Linked DNA regions of Homo sapiens: all the other regions are linked to region 2. A link is a contact called in ENCODE Hi-C or POLR2A ChIA-PET data. All regions are on one chromosome and are shown on one strand. The core of a region is the stretch at or near the end of the contact, and the rest is flanking DNA. Distances in the headings are between cores, read along the strand shown. Region 1 has its middle 53 kb from the start of IFNG-AS1. Region 2 has its middle 12 kb from the start of IL22. Region 3 holds the start of LINC02384 (long intergenic non-protein coding RNA 2384).

Region 1 (2,911 bases), core at 228-2,727, 200 kb after region 2:
CTCACTCATCTCCTGAAGCTCATGCCTTTTATATATAAAATACCTACGGGAATTTGGTTAACAAAGGCAGCTAAAATGATGTGAGGACATGAAGTCCAATAGGCAAATATTGGATCAGAACATTATGCCAGAGATGTCCGGAGCTCTCTGGGAGGTGTTGAGAGATGAATGAAGGGTGGGGGATAGGCACTGACAACCCTTGGAGAGCCAGGTGGAGAGGTAGTGATGATTAACTTTAGTTGCTCTCCCACAAGGCTGGGAGAAATTAATGAGCAACAGAATGAATAAGCAAGTTTACTAAAGTTTAGGCAACTTCAATGACTTGAATATGCATAATGTACCACTGCTAAGACATAGTTGAGTAAAGAGGTATGCAACTAAAAATTCCCCAGGCTTCACTAGATTATGTTAGAAAATACATTAATTACAGAATATTCAAATCCTGTGGTTAATTGTCTTCATTCCTGAAACAAAGCCCAAAGTCCTTGCAAAGTTGCCTCCCCACCAGCCTTTTTGGAGCCATCAGGGCATATGCTCAGAGATAAATCTGCTCATATGGCACCTGCTACCTTCCTGGCATGCATCTCTCAGGTGTCGTCTCAGGAGATTGTCCCTCTCCTGCTGGGTGTCACAGACTTGGGGAGCCTGCAGCCAGGCACTGCCACTGAGCCTCACCACTGAGGGGTTTATGAGGCCATCCTGGCTTTAGGGGCTCCAAGTGTCACGTTGACCAAAGCAGTCCATTTTCATCTGTTTTATAAAGGGTCCTGTGTATCTCAATGGAAAAGTATTCAGCCTTCTAAAAGATGTTTGAAGACGATTTCACCAGAGCTTCCATGGAGCCAGGACCCTGCTGTATTTCAGGGAAAAGTGGGCAAGTGTTCATTTTCCAGCTTGATGCAGAACTTTGTTGCCTGGGGAGCAAAGTACCGCTGTTCAAACTCCAAGTCTTACAAAATTGCTTATTAAAATAATTCCTGACATTTTGGCTTCTACATCTTTTCTCCCTAGGTGTCAGGCCTAATCAGTGAAGTAGACTGGAATTAAACACCCCATCTTTTTCTGTCAGAGTTCTCAGTTGTCACCAATTAAAATCTAGTAGTAGCAGAAAAGGAATTTATTAAAGAATATAAGATTTCCCAGGAGGCCGGAAAGCAGGCTGGGAGGCTTCCCAGCCAGCACCAATTCTCAGAGTCACAGTAAAGAACAGACCAGGTGGGAATAACTGCTGACTCCACCAGGCACAGACTCCTGCTGGTACTAGCTCGTGGTGTGACCTTAGCCATCCCTCCCTCTAGTAACTGAATTCACCAGCTGCCATTCTCACCAGAGTGGGCTCTAGGTGGCACTTGTTTCTTTGCAATACATGCTTGTGATTAGAAAACTTGCTGAGGTGCACGTGATTGTCTGGGTCTGTGTCACAGACCAGTGTACTGGCTGCAGAGGAGGTGGGGAATTCTCCAAATATAGGAAGTGTGTTCAATTGTGTTGAGAAGCCCAGACGAGTGATAACATGTTCACTTGAACATCGCTGTCCTCGGGTTCTCTTCCTCTCCTCTATACCTACCCCCAACTACACCCACGCCAAAGCCACAGTACCTTTCCTCCTCATCCACTTAAAGCCAAATATTTCATTAGAATTGAATTATTTGAGGCCTGTCACCACCACCTCACCAAACATGCCCAGACATGACTGAACCTCAGCACTGGAAACACTTAGGCTCAAGCTGAAAGTTTCTTAAGTGCTACACATTAGAAACAACCAACCATTCCTAAACTAGTCCATGAAACCACAGGACACTAAGAAAGGATAGCCCAGATCTAGTAAAGAACACAAACATGTTTTCATGACAGTGATAATAGATCTTCGTTTACACCACCACTGATTTGAAAGGCTATACTGTTTGTTTTGTTTCTTCTTTTATTCTTTATTCAATATTCAACTTAACTATTGAGTGGACCTAAGCACTGTTAATAAAGCAGTAAACAAAGCCCTGCCCATAAAGTGTTAATATTCTAGAGGGAGACGCAGACTATGAACAAGGACTCAAATGCATACACAGTGTAAGTTCAGACAGTGATAAGTACATTAAGGAAAATAAAGGAGGGTTAAGGAATAGACGGTGATGGGACTGATGCTCATTTATATTGAGTGGTCTGGGAAGGTTCAAGCAGATTTGAATCATGGAACAGTGTAATATGAAGAGATTTGGGATCAGAGGTGCCTGAGTTGAAAACATACCCAGGAGCTAAAGTGAGAGGAAGAAGGTCAGAGTGTGGTGGAAAGAAGCCTGAAGATGAAATGAGACAGATAAATAGGGCCAAAATATGGAGGTTCTTGTGGGCCACCATTAGGAGTTTAGCTTTTATTCTAAGCATAATTGAAAGCCATTGGATAGTTCTAAGATGAGCAGTGATGATAGGCTTAGACTTACATTTTTTCAAAGTTCTCACTGGCTGCCCTATAAATAGTAGATTATGGGGTTTTAAATTGGAGATGAGGAACCTCTCAGTAGACTTTGCTGTGATCCAGGTAGAGAAACATGTTGGGTTGGACGAGGGTGGGAGCAGTGGAGATGGTGAGATCAGATCAGGTTTGGGATGTATTTTGCAGCCCAGTCTGTCAGGATTTGCTGATGCTTTGTATGTGAAAATGAGGCAGAAAGAATCCAGTATGAACTTCTAGGAAAGCACTTTGTGACCGATTGTATTTTATGGAAATGACTACAGTATTTCCTGTTAATATAGTTTTCCAGAAACTTGCTACTCCCTCATCAAGAGTTGGAGTCTGTGTCCTATCCCCTTGGAACTAAGAGGGCTTTTGTTAGACTTTTAACTATTAAAATATGGCAGAAGTGATACATGTCTTTTCTGAGTCATTAAAACGTGATCCCACTGCTGCCTGATTTCA
Region 2 (3,308 bases), core at 744-3,243:
GTAATTGAATCATGGGTGCTGTTCTCTTGATAGTAGAATAAGTCTCACAAGATCTGATGGTTTTAAAAAGGGGAGTTTCCCTGCAAAAGCTCTCTTCTCTTGTCTGCTGCCATGTGAGGTGTGCCTTTCACTTTCTGCCATGGTTATAAGGCCTCCACAGCCACATGGAACTGTGAGTCCAATAAACCTCTTTCTTTTGTTAATTGCCCAGTCTGAGGTATCTCTTTATCAGAAGCAGGAAAACAGACTAATACACTCACCATCTTAGTCCAGCAATCTTGGAAACCTAAAGTCACAGCCATTGAGGCCCAGAAACAGGCCCTAATTTCATTGTCAGGGGTTGTCCTGCAGAATCAACATGCTTTAGATGTGCTTACCACCAAGGCAGGAGGCACTTGTGTGCTGTTAAGTGAAACCTGCTGCTTTTACATCAATACTTCAGGTCAAATAGAAGAAAGTTTAAAAAAGGTAAAAGAGAATATCAAGGTATCAGAGGGCCTTCAAAAAAGAGTTCGTCAAGATTTTTTTTTTGGCACAACTATTCAAAATTTCTCCAGCTGGGTTTGGCCATGGGTTGCCCAACTTCTCCCCCCTATAATAATGTTCATATTAGTTTGTTTACTTGCACCACATATTTTTACTGCAATATCTCATGTTGCGTCTTCTAGAATACAATAATCTCAAACCAAAATGTTACTGCAGCGAGGGATATCAGCTTCTAAAAGAACTCCATGACTCTCCTTTGGATGCAGCAGAACAAAATTTTAGGCTGCAAATGCGGTTCCCCCATAGTCTCACAGCAACCCGGCTCAATTTAAGTCCTAACTTAGGGATTTAGACCCATGGAACCTCCTAACTGAGCAGCAATCCTAGGTAGGGCCAACTCTTCACTTCTGGTCAGCAGGAAGCAGTTGGAAGATGAGACCTTCACTCACATGCCAAAGATTTGTCATTCTTGCTCTGTTAGGGGGGGAATGTGAAGTCCTAATTAAGGAAAAGGAGTTAGGCTGGTGGGACTGAGGGAAAGCAAAAAAAGCAAGTAGATAAGCTATAAAGTCTGCTTTTCTTCATGGTCCAGGACATATAGCCCTCCTGTGCCCAGCTTACCACCAGACACCGGCGAGTTAGCTCCCTGCAGCCTTGGCGTTATCAGTACTGCAGGCAGCACTCTTCGGCCCACGTTCCAGTCTACAAAATCCCCAGCAAGCCTTTGTTTCCCGGCAGTTAGCCCGTCTTTTACTAACTTGCCCATTGCACTCTTGCAACATATTATCATACTTTCTCTAATAAATCTGCCTTTCTTTACCTACAACTGTCTTGGTAAGTTCTTTTACCACCTGTACCATGGGCCTCAGATAGTTGCTGCTCACCCATGGCAGGTTCCAAATGCTGAGAGGCACTGATGTTCCCTTTCAGGGATGATAGAATTATAATATTTTTTTTTCTGTGATTAGCTGAGGTTAAGGAGTCTTTCCTTTTCCAAATGAGTCTCCATGTAATGACTAGAGCAAAAGTTGATATCATATTTTTTTTGGCCAGTCTTCTGGAAACTGAGCTATAAGTGGAAGAATATTTACCCCTAAAATTGGAAGGTAAGAAACTGAGAGACTTTATATTCTGATATATTTCAGAAGTAGCTAGAGTCAACCTTGGTTTTTCCTTCCCTAACCCTGCACATTGAATGTGTCAGAAGTCCTGTTTGCTCTAACTCCAAAGTAACGGCTGAATCTGTTCACTTCTCATTCTGGCTAAAGCCCATCCATGCCACTATCATCTGTCCTCTAAATTACCATAGTATTGAAGTTTCTAAAGTTCCTCCTACTGTCTGTTTTTAACTCAGGAGCCAAAGTAAACTTACAAATTAAAAACAGTAGATTGGGCACATCCTGGCTTCCCCTAAGGGCTTCCCTTCACAGTGAGAATGAAACTGAAAGTTTATATCATCACCCCACCTCTGCAGTCTCATCTGCTATCACCCTTCCCTTGAGCTCTCTGCTGCAGTCACAAGGCCTACCGGCTGGTCCTCACATGCACCAGTCTAGCTCCTGACAAGGAGTCTTTGCACTGGCTGTTTTCCTAAGCCCAGAACAATCTTCCCACTAATATTTCATGATAATTCCCTCCCTTCATTCAGGTCCTGCTCAAATGTTACTGCCTCAGAAAGATCTATGCTGGCCACCCTATCAAACACAACCTCTTCACCACCCTCCACACCCTCCCCTCCCCTCCCATCACCCCACTTCATTTTTCTTTGTTGTACTTAGCACATATGAAATTAGTTATTTATTTACTTTGGCCACTTATTTAATTTTCAGTATGTACTTATTGGGTGTTAACCTGATGCCATGGGGTGTGAAGGTAAACATCATACGTACAGAGCCCGTGTCCTCATAGAACTTGCATTCTAATGTAAATATAACAGAGGACATATAGTATAATAACAAGCATGGATATCTGCTATGAAGAAAAACAAAGTAGGGCGTGGGGGTAGAACTTAATGGGGGTTAATTTAGGTAAGGAGATCAGGGAAGGCCTCTTGGAGGGCAGATATCTGAATGAGGTGGGGACATGGGCCATGTGAATATCTGGGGATATCACCTTGAGATGAGGCAAGTTTGGCGTATTCAAGAAGTAGCAAGAAGGTTGGGACTGGAGTAGCCTGGGTAAAGGGCAAAGCTTAAGATGAGCCCAACATTTGACTAGGACCAGGTATGTGTGTCTTTGCAAGCTAGAGCAGGACTTTGGATTTTGTTCTAAGGCTGAGGAAAAGCCACCAGAGGGTTTCAAGCATGAGGAAGGCTTGGTATGACTCATGTTTTGTAAAGATCACTCTGGTTGATAATGCAGAGTAAATCTAGGAGGAGTAAGGATAGAAGCAAGGCCAGGACGAGAGTCTAGGAAAGAAGCAATGATTGCATTGGAGTGGAAGGGAGCAGAGCCAGAGAAATCTGGCTTGTGACTCTTACTGTGACACTCAGCATGGGTTGCCTGGGAAATAGGAGTTATGTATGAATCACATTCACAAACAGGAAAAGAAATTCTTTAGTGTTTCTTCTGGTTCTTCATTTATACTATATTATTCACTAGCAGAAAGTGCTCCGTATAGGAATTGAAGGAAGACAGGTGATTTTTTCTGAAAGGAAGTTTTTAAGATTTGAGTGAAGACACTTAGATGAGGAGAATGAAGTAATACCAAGGGTTGAAGGCTGAAGTCCTCTTGTCTCGGAGGCAAACACAGCCTCAGTGAATTTATCTTCTGCCTGAACCGAGGAGATTCACTGGATTTTTCTTGTAACAGCCCCTTGTTC
Region 3 (3,192 bases), core at 523-3,022, 210 kb before region 2:
ATGTGCCCTCTCCACTCCTGGCACATGGTTAGTGCCCAAAAGCATCAGCTCATAATTACTATCCTCTAGAAAAGTGTCCCCCATGGCAAGACATGATCTTTGCGGAGTGAGAGAACTTACTAGACTAACAGTAACAGTGTAAAAATCAAGGTGTAATGAACATACAGAGTGGAATAATAGATATTGGAAACTCCAAAAGATAAGAGGGTGGGGTGGGAGTGGGGATGAGGGATGAGAAATTACCTGTTGGGTGCAATGTACAGTATTTGGGTGATGGGTACACAAAGAGCCCAGACTTCACCACTACACAATATATCCATGTAACAAAACTGTACTTGTATTCCCTAAGTCTAAAAAAAGAAACCAAAACTAAAAAAAAAAAAAAAAAAAAGAGAATCAAGGTGTGTCCCAAAACAGTGCTTCTCAAACCTTAATGTGCTTACACATCTCCTAGAAATCTTGTTAAAATGCAGATTCTGATTCGAGGGGGGGCTAGGATGGGACCAGAGTGTCTGCATTTCTGATAAGCTCATGATCCCAGAGCTGCTGTTGGGTACCAAAGTTCTAAAGTACCTTGAGGGAGAAGCCAACTTAATAAGTGAAATAATGAAGCATTTATTACATATCTACTATATAACTTAAATGACAAAAATAGAGTAATGGAGGTTGGATATAAGGAGTATAGAATTTGATTTCTTCACAGAAGGAGCTTCCATCTGCTTTGCCACTTTTATCTGAGAGACAAAGAGAGAGAGCACACAGATTTTCCATAGATAACTATATTTTTCAAGGGAAAAAGGCAGAGAGGTATTTCTTATGTGTGTTTCCTCACACAAAAAGGCCATTTTGGGTCCCCAAATAATTTTAGAGGAGGTATTATAACTAAATAAAGGAAAAACTTGGCAGCCATTCTTGGATGCAGGGTGTAAGCCTTGCATATCTCAGAACTAGTACGAATGGTGTGCATTTGGGTGTTTCTCTGTGTGTGCAGTTTTACATGTCTGTGTATGAGCTGGAAAGTGTATTGGGCCATTGCCAGGGAATTGATTTCTTAAACATCACTAGAGAAGAGGGATATTTTCCCTGATAAAGATTAAAGCGTTAAGTTAAGGGGCAGGAATTCCTAAGGCAGCCTTGACTAGGAACTTTGCATATTACAGGCAGTCGATGTTATTTGAACGTATTCATTGAGAGAAGAGACTACTCATTATCCACTTAAAATACTTCCTGGCTGCAGCATGGTGTTGTACGGAAGCCAAAGCAATTGGCTTTGCATTTGGCCAGCTGATTTAGCAAGAAATTTCGCAAATGATGCAGTCCTTACAGATGGTGCTGTTGGGTTTTTTAGAATGTTTTAAAACACTGATGGATTTGACCATGAACTGAATTTCCAGTCTCTTAGATTCACCTCCAGCCACCCCTTGACGATCTCCAAGGCAACTGGAGACAAGGAGCAGACCTTTTCTGCAAACTTATGATGAATGATTTCCTTTAAAAACTACTCGCATAATAAAAATGTTTTGGTGTAAACTTGGCCAAGGGGAACTCTTGAAACTTTCAGTTTCTTTGCCTAACTCTGAGTTGCTTGAGTCACATTTTTGCATGGTTCTTGATTGACTTTCTGGTGCTCTGCCTGGAGGTCTTTGCTTATCTGTGAGTTGCCTGAGTCACATTTTTACATGGTTCTGGTGCTCTGCCTGCAGGTCAAGAAGGAGCCAGTATCTCCAGGAGGAGTGAGAGAGTGCTCTGCCAGTGTGAAGTGTGAATCCTTGAGAGGCTGTGGCAAGGGTCCATGCCTGAATGTGTAGAACAAGAACAGCTGGAGGCTGTGGCTTTCTCCAGGAAGAGGTTTCTAAATCTGCCTCTTAGAAGATATCAGAAAGTTAAAGGTACTGTACCATCTTCACAGGCCGAATTCTTACTCAGATCTTTACAACAGGGACTGGTCCTGATCTTTGCTGTTGATTGCTTTCTTGTTTTCTTGGTTTCTATTTGAATCGTCACCTTTTATTCGTCTTCCTTGGTGCCTTTTGGTTGTGCTTATTTCGGCTTTATGTAAGCAGCATCTCTGGATGCATAAATGAGGCAGATAAAATTCCCCAGGGTGACTGATCTGCCCTTCATCTATTTTGAGCACTGCAGAGAAGTTACCATGGCCCACAGCATAACTCAATCACTGTAAGCCAGTGAGCACATTCTGAGTTTTTTTTTTTTTAAATAACCTTTCCTGGAGGCATTTGGCATAAGCTAAGCTTAAAGGCACATGATTCAATCATTGATTATTCAAGACATGTCATACTTAGGCTTTTCTAATAACCATATTGTCACTGTCAACTAGATATTGAGCTCTGGTTTCTAATTTTGCACTGGAAGCTGTACAAAGTCTATTGTGTTCTGTGTGTGTGTGTGTGTGGCTCTGGCAATGCAGAAATGGCAACAAGGAAGTATCTAGCACCCATGAAAAGACTGAAGAACACCAATTTGCTTTCTCTCAGTCAAGCCATCTTTCTTAAGACAACCCTTGTCCTGTAGCTTGAACTGTTTAATCCTTGTATATCTTCCATCCCTTCCACCCTTAGGGAACCTCCATAAGGTGAGGACAATGTGTCTTTTTTACCACCTGCTATTGTCTAAATGTTAGTGTCCCCCTCAAATTCATATGTTGGAACTAATACCCAATGTGATAGTATGAAGAGGTGAGTCCTTTTGGGAAGTGATTAAGTCATGGATCAGTGCCTGTGTTAGTCAGGGTTCTCTAGAGGGACAGAACTAATAGGATATATATATATAAAACAAACTCATATATATATATATATATATATATATATATATATATGAGTTTGTTAAGGATATGTAATAGGATATATATATATATATAAAAAACACATTCATATATATATATAAAACACATTCATATATATATATATAAAACACATTCATATATATATATATATATATATATATATATATATATATATGAGTTTGTTAAGTAGTATTAACTTATACGATCATGAGGTCCCATACCAGGCTGTCTGCAAGCTGAGGAACGAGGAAGCCAGTCCAAGTGCCAAAGCTGAAGAACTTGGAATTCAATGTTCAAAGGCAGGAAACATCCAGCAGTGGAGAAAGATTTAGGCTGGGAGGCTAGGTCAGTCTAGCCTTTTCACATTTTTCTGCCTGCTTTATATTCTG

What was found. Hi-C counts contacts between places; a loop is a spot of excess contacts on that map. ChIA-PET counts read pairs that join two places held with the same protein, here RNA polymerase II (POLR2A). Pooled maps may share reads with other maps.
Region 1: a map of naive thymus-derived CD4-positive, alpha-beta T cell shows a loop between it and region 2 (2.8-fold over the local background). The contact joins two enhancer-like sites. A Hi-C loop is called at or near these places in 1 of 168 maps with a recorded cell type or tissue (naive thymus-derived CD4-positive, alpha-beta T cell), 1 of 37 single-sample maps with no recorded cell type and 7 of 50 pooled maps.
Region 3: a pooled map shows a loop between it and region 2 (4-fold over the local background). The contact joins the promoter of LINC02384 here to the enhancer-like site in region 2. A Hi-C loop is called at or near these places in 1 of 168 maps with a recorded cell type or tissue (naive thymus-derived CD4-positive, alpha-beta T cell), 3 of 37 single-sample maps with no recorded cell type and 10 of 50 pooled maps. POLR2A ChIA-PET finds 5 or more read pairs at or near these places in 3 of 52 experiments (AG04449, CD4-positive, alpha-beta T cell and T-cell).

What each region holds. Positions count from the first base shown.
Region 1 is chr12:68,041,042-68,043,952 of GRCh38, reverse strand. No RefSeq gene overlaps it. Among named protein-coding and RNA genes, the nearest start is that of IFNG-AS1, 53 kb to the right of the region's middle. RefSeq lists an enhancer at 1,497-1,746. Within about 2 kb of position 1,477, at least 4 of the 41 ENCODE cell types and tissues checked have a DNase peak (open chromatin) inside an H3K27ac peak, as active enhancers do.
Region 2 is chr12:68,239,841-68,243,148 of GRCh38, reverse strand. No RefSeq gene overlaps it. Among named protein-coding and RNA genes, the nearest start is that of IL22, 12 kb to the left of the region's middle. RefSeq lists an enhancer at 1,805-1,944. Within about 2 kb of position 1,993, at least 11 of the 41 ENCODE cell types and tissues checked have a DNase peak (open chromatin) inside an H3K27ac peak, as active enhancers do.
Region 3 is chr12:68,450,064-68,453,255 of GRCh38, reverse strand. LINC02384 (long intergenic non-protein coding RNA 2384) reads left to right here and starts at 1,772. Exons shown (of 4, transcript NR_120458.1): 1 at 1,772-1,889. RefSeq lists enhancers at 1,384-1,523, 1,584-1,913.